Linked DNA regions of Homo sapiens: region 2 is linked to region 1. Evidence: chromatin loops called from intact Hi-C (ENCODE). Cell type or tissue: transverse colon. All regions are shown on one strand. Links, peaks and the distances in the headings refer to the core of each region. The heading gives the core; the rest is flanking DNA.

The links. A loop is a pair of places that touch in the nucleus more often than their neighbours do. Peaks named below come from ENCODE experiments on the same cell type or tissue, not always from the same donor. Only the 100,000 strongest peaks of a DNase experiment are listed, where the experiment ranks them.
Region 2: a loop joins it to region 1, with 13 times the contacts of the local background. A loop is called at or near these places in 2 of 110 quality-filtered maps.

What each region holds. Positions count from the first base shown.
Region 1 is chr15:92,924,647-92,927,427 of GRCh38, reverse strand. It overlaps CHD2 (chromodomain helicase DNA binding protein 2), which reads right to left. Exons shown (of 39, transcript NM_001271.4): 4 at 98-184. Among named protein-coding and RNA genes, the nearest start is that of MIR3175, 22 kb to the right of the region's middle. In transverse colon, for the core only: no CTCF peak of the experiment used is centred there; a DNase peak (open chromatin) is centred at 1,817; H3K27ac peaks cover 2,051 bases.
Region 2 is chr15:92,623,653-92,626,459 of GRCh38, reverse strand. The region is part of intron 2 of FAM174B (family with sequence similarity 174 member B); the gene reads left to right. It overlaps LOC124903559 (a long non-coding RNA gene), which reads right to left. Exons shown (of 3, transcript XR_007064768.1): 1 at 2,697-2,807; 2 at 2,042-2,175. Among named protein-coding and RNA genes, the nearest start is that of FAM174B, 31 kb to the left of the region's middle. In transverse colon, for the core only: no CTCF peak of the experiment used is centred there; a DNase peak (open chromatin) is centred at 1,589; H3K27ac peaks cover 1,611 bases.

The DNA of each region.
Region 1 (2,781 bases), core at 282-2,781:
AAGTTCAGTCTTTTTAATGGTAATACATACCAGAGTCAGAAAGAATGAAGTAAGATAGGGAGTTTAAATGCATGCCCTTAAAACATTTTTTCCTTACCTCTTCCTTAATATTAAATCGCGATGGTTCTTGTCTGCTTCGGTTTGACCGCCTGACCCCATAAACATCAGGATATTCTTCCCACATCTGTAAAATTAAGAGACCACGCATTAATCTTTTTTCTTGACCCCCATTATTATTATCAAACGTTTATTGCAATTGAAGAGAATTCAAGTAACCAAGTATCAAAAGGGTTGTTTTGCTAGTTCTATTTATGAGACAATAAAGCGCCATTTTTTTTAAAATAGGCATATTATCCTAGGAAATATTAGTTTAACAATGTCTTCATTACTTAACAGCTATAAATCTATATGGTACACCGCTTACCCATCATTAAAATATACAGCTGAATAATACAGAAAGGTAAGACAGCGGCTGCTTCCACTAAAGACAAAGTATTTACTGATACATTTTAAATTCCCTACTGCTTTGAGTTTCAGTCTTGACTGCACTAACCCACACCTGTGAAACTGAAAATACAAGCGGCAAAGCCCCCATTAAGTCTAATTAAGTAAGAATCAGGAATTTGTATTTTTCTTTAAGTTCCTCAGGTCATGTAACATCCCAGATAAACGCAGATGAGGCATTGCTAACACTTAGCTAGAAGTTCTCAGAATGAGAACCACTGCCACCCTTTCTCTAACACATCTATTTTTTATTCTGTAGCAGTAATTAGCCCTTTGCCTTTAAGACCTGATTTTTGTAGACCTGTAACAACCTTTAAGACCTGTAACAATCCTCACCAGTGATTTAAAAAGTTTAAAAGACAGATTAGTTGAGGAGAAAAATCATTTTCACTTTCTTCCCCAGAGATAACTACTACTAAGTATATTCTGTATTCTTTTAACAGAATCACACATAAGCAAAAGGAATTTGAATGGATTGTGGAACACTGACATGAAAAGGTGTAACAGAAATTAAGCAAGTAGCAAAAGCTGAGATGAGAAATATGGGTTATCAAATTACAGGTGACAGCTAACGTCATGAGAATATTTGGAAAAGTAAGGTTCAGAACATGCACAAAAGAAGCCACTAGCTGAGACTTGTGAAATGTTTGTATTTAAAAGTGTAGGGCCAGGCATGTAATCCCACCACCCTGGGAGGTCCAGGCAGAAGAATGGCTTGAGTTCAGGAGCTCAAGATCAGCCTGGGCTACGTAGGGAGATCCTGTCTCTACAACAAAATTTAAAAATTAGACAGGTGTGTCAATACGTGCCTGTAGTCCCAGCTACTTGGGAGGCTGAGGTGGGAGGATCACTTGAACCCAGAAGATCAAGGCTGCAGTGAGCTGTGATTGCACCACTGCACTCCAGCCTGGGGGACAGAGCAAGACCCTGTCTCATCTTTATGAAAAATGATCCAACAATGTCACTAAGAAAGGACATTATCAACAATGACTTTAACAACAACAACAACAACATAAAAATGATGAAGTAAGCTGAAGAAAATCAAGGCTTCAAAAGAAAAGATGGCCCAGAATAGGCATTTTACAACTAGAATCCAATGTAATCACATAACCCAAAGTCCACAGATTCTGTAACGGCCTTAGCATCACCTTGGAGTTAAAGGACAAAAGGTCCAAACAGAAGGAGTTAGGAATAACCAAATGGTAGGAAATATAGGTAGAGGCAGTAAACATAAAACACTCTGAAAAAACCTGGCAGAGAAAGGAAGGAGGGAAAGTGCGCTTTACTCTAGCCTGTCTATCCATGCCCACACCTGGCCCTCTGCTAGAGCTATGAAAGTTTTTACTCAACACAGGTTTTTATGGAGCCCTTATTAACTGGGAGGGCAAAATCATTTCAGTGTTACTACATCAACTAGTTTTATCACTTCAAGATACCAGCCAGGCATTCTAGCTCAACTATTATGACTTTATTACAGCATATATTATAATGTTTACATCCTAAAATTATCTTGTGTTCTTATTTGTCCTTTTGAGAGCCGATATCTAAGTCAACTCCTCCATGAAAAATCTACTATGTGGAGTTACTCACTACTGAGTACTCTTACATGAGTAATAAGCTTTTGGAGGGGGACAGAGAGCTACCATGTGAAAAGGAGGTGTACATAGAAAACCAAGAGCCTTCCTTAGAAGTTCTCATTTTAGGATAATGATTATCAAAGGCACAGTGCAATCATTCTGACTGGCTTGTAGGTCCATCCAACCTATAACTACATATTATTAACTTTCCGGAACTGCTCACTTTAACCTTAAAAATATATTTTAGGCTGGGCATGGTGGCTCAGGTCTATAATCCCAGCACTTTGGGAGGCCGAGGCAGGTGGATCACCTGAGGTCAGAAGTTCAAGACCAGAATGGCCAACATGATGAAACCCAGTCTCCGCTAAAAATACAAAAATTAGCTGGGCGTGGTGGCAGACACCTGTAATCTCAACTACTTGGGTGACTGAGGCAGGAGAATCACTTGAACCTGGGAGGCGGAGATTGCAGTGAGCCAAGATCGTGCCACTGCGCACTCCAGGCTGGGCAACAGAGCAAGACTCTGTTGCAAAAATAAATAAATAAAGTTAAAAACCAAGCGTATAAAAATTTGTCTTTCCTCCCTATAATTGGATGGTTCAGGTCATTTATTTTCCTTAATAGAGCAGAAAGAAGTCTTCATTTGTATCCTCAGATATACTACTGTATATTACTAGAAAAAATGGCTGTAGGTTTCATC
Region 2 (2,807 bases), core at 196-2,695, 300 kb after region 1:
ACTTTTTGTTTATTGCAGTTATTTTTAAAAGATACTGATTTTTTTAAAAAAAATCCAGCAACTGGCTGGGTGCGGTGGCACGCGCCTATAATCCAGCACTTTGGGAGGCCGAGGCGGGCGGATCACGAGGTCAGGAGATCGAGACCATCCTGGCTAACACGGTGAAACCCTGTCTCTACTGAAAATACAAAAAATTAGCCGGGCACGGTGGCTGGCGCCTGTAGTCCCAGCTACTTGGGAGGCTGAGGCAGGAGAATGGCGCGAACCCAGGAGGCAGAGATTGCAGTGAGCCAAGATCGCGCCAGTGCACTCCGGCCTGGTCTCAAAAAAAAAAAAAAAAAAAAATCCAGCAACCTTGCTAAACTTTTATTAATTCTTGTAGGATAAATGTGGAATCTTTGGGTTTTCTGTGTAGATACGTCATCTGGGACTAAGAAGAGTCCCTGTCCCTGCTCCCAAGTCCTTAAACGTTTTATCTCTTCTTTTGCTTTGCTTTTGCCTTTTCTGCTTCCCTTCCTTGAGAAGTTTGTGCTGTTTGTGGTTGAAATAAAATCAGAATGTGAGTGAACTTGGAAGTGAGTCATTAGACACAAGCCCACTGCAGTCCTCAGGCCTAAAGATGACTGACTGTTCGGAAAGACTAAGTAGTGCTGGCTTTTCTTATTACAGAGGTAATGTTAAGCTGTAGAAAATACAGATAATAAACAGGAAAGACACAGTTACTTGTCATCTCACTACTTAACAGTAACCACTAGAGTGTGTGAGTATATAGATGTGAAACTTTGTTTTTTATAGAAATAAGACTGTATTATACATGCTGTTTTGGCACGTTTTTCTACCCAAACAATGAATCATGAGCAACTTTTCAGGCCAATAGGTGTGAAAGAACAAAGAGTTTCAGACGTTGCATGTTTGGTTTAGTGTTTTTGTGAACTTCTTTGTCTGCACATGGCTAATCTGTTCACAGGTACTTGTTTTTCCCATTTAGACATAACTCAACCAAATGTTTCAGTTCTCTCTAGGAAACAGACTACATTTAAATCAGATGAATCATGGCTTTGGGTTATTTTGTGATTGGGTGGAAAGAGGAAAATCATGTTTTTGGCACCAGGGCAGTAAGGCAGAGTAACCTGCTTCTTATTTCCCAGGTAACTCTCTGGTAACATCTTGTGACTTAGAGCCTGTGCCTATCAGACAGGCTTTTTTTTCTCGAAGTTTTCAGCCAGGTAGGAAATGAAGGAGGAAGAATACAGGCAGGGTAGGAGATAAGACCTTGAGTGCGTAGGGCCAGAGTTTGGGGAGGGAGGGAGGGAGTTCTATAGAAATGAATCTCTAACTCTGTACTTAAAAAGACTAATTAGAAAGAAGAAATGATAGCTAACCAGAGTACAAGAGTGCCCTGGGGTTTTGAAATGGTTCTTTCAAGAGGCGTTTGGGTTTCGGCTGCATGTGTTTTGAGCTTTGTTGCCTAGTGTGCAGTTGTGTGGATGCTCTGGGCCTCTTTGCATTCCCGGTTTATTACAGAAGACTTTGTTACACCCTCTAGGCGTCCTCCAGGAAGAGACAGATGTGGGCTTTTCCTCCCGTGTGTGTGGCAGGCGGCCCGGCAGCTGTGACAGGCGCAGCCCAAAGGCACACTGCTGGGAGAACGCGCTGCTCCTGCCAGCCCTGCCTCCCCACCAAGAGGGAGGTCCCTGTCCCGGCTTCTTATGTGTGGAAAGGATGTGGCCCCGTGGGGGTGTGGACGTTCATTCTAGAAATCCCTGCTTCCCACCCTCTTGTGGGTAGGGCTTCCTTTGGGAGTATAATTAGAAACCCACGAGATTTCCACTGTAATGCTGCGGGCTTTGGCTGGTGTCTTGTCTTGGAAACAAAGGGCATTTTTGTGCAGTTTGCAGCATGAGGCCTCTGCAGGGTAGGCAGGGAGTATGGGAAAACAGACCTGGCTTGCTACCCGGGAGCTCTGAGTCCCCATGGACGCCCTCATGGCAGTTGCTAAGCACACTCAAGGCAGTGACTTCTTGGAGCTGCTTCTACTTACTGAGGACCTCTGAATGGCCAGGCACCCCAGGCTTCCTCGTGGTCTTCTGAGGGCGAACTGTTAGGAGCATCGGCAGATGGACAGCTGCCTGGGCGGTGGGTATAGAAACAATGGGCATCATTAGCTTCCAAGGCCTGGAAGGAACCAGAGAGGAGCCGGTGACCTGCAGGGTAACTGTATCTGAAACAGCATCAGAAGCCATCCCCAGACCAGTGTGAATAAACCTCTGCCAGTCCTCTTCCTTGCAGAATGCAGAGGATATGTGTTAAAAATGGGCATCTCATGGAGAATTTTTGTTTCTTTGGAAAGCAATATTGGCAGCCTGCGGGCAATTTTCATTTAGGGTGTCTCACTCAAAGCCAGGGCACCTTAAAAATTCTTGTGTCTATGTCTATGAGGATGGAGCCTACGTGAACAGGAATCTGATCAAATAAACAAAAAGGAAAGAGAAAGAAAGAAAAAGAAAAGAGGGAAGGAAGGAAGGAAAGATGAACAACACAAATCATCCTAAGTATCAATGCTTTTGCAAAAGCAAGCCATGTTTTTCAGATGTTCTTTTCTTGTGTGTCCCTGGATGGAAGCAGTAGAACTGCCAGGGGCTTCCCTGTCACGTGGTGGTGGTGTCCACACGTTTCTCTGTCTCAGACATACTCACAGACAGGCCAGGCCTCCTCCCTCCGGCTTCTCCGTCGTTCACTCATAAGGCCACTGCGTCCTCTTCCCAGAGTGTCCTTGCCGGCTGCACTGAGACGTCAGCTGCCAGGGT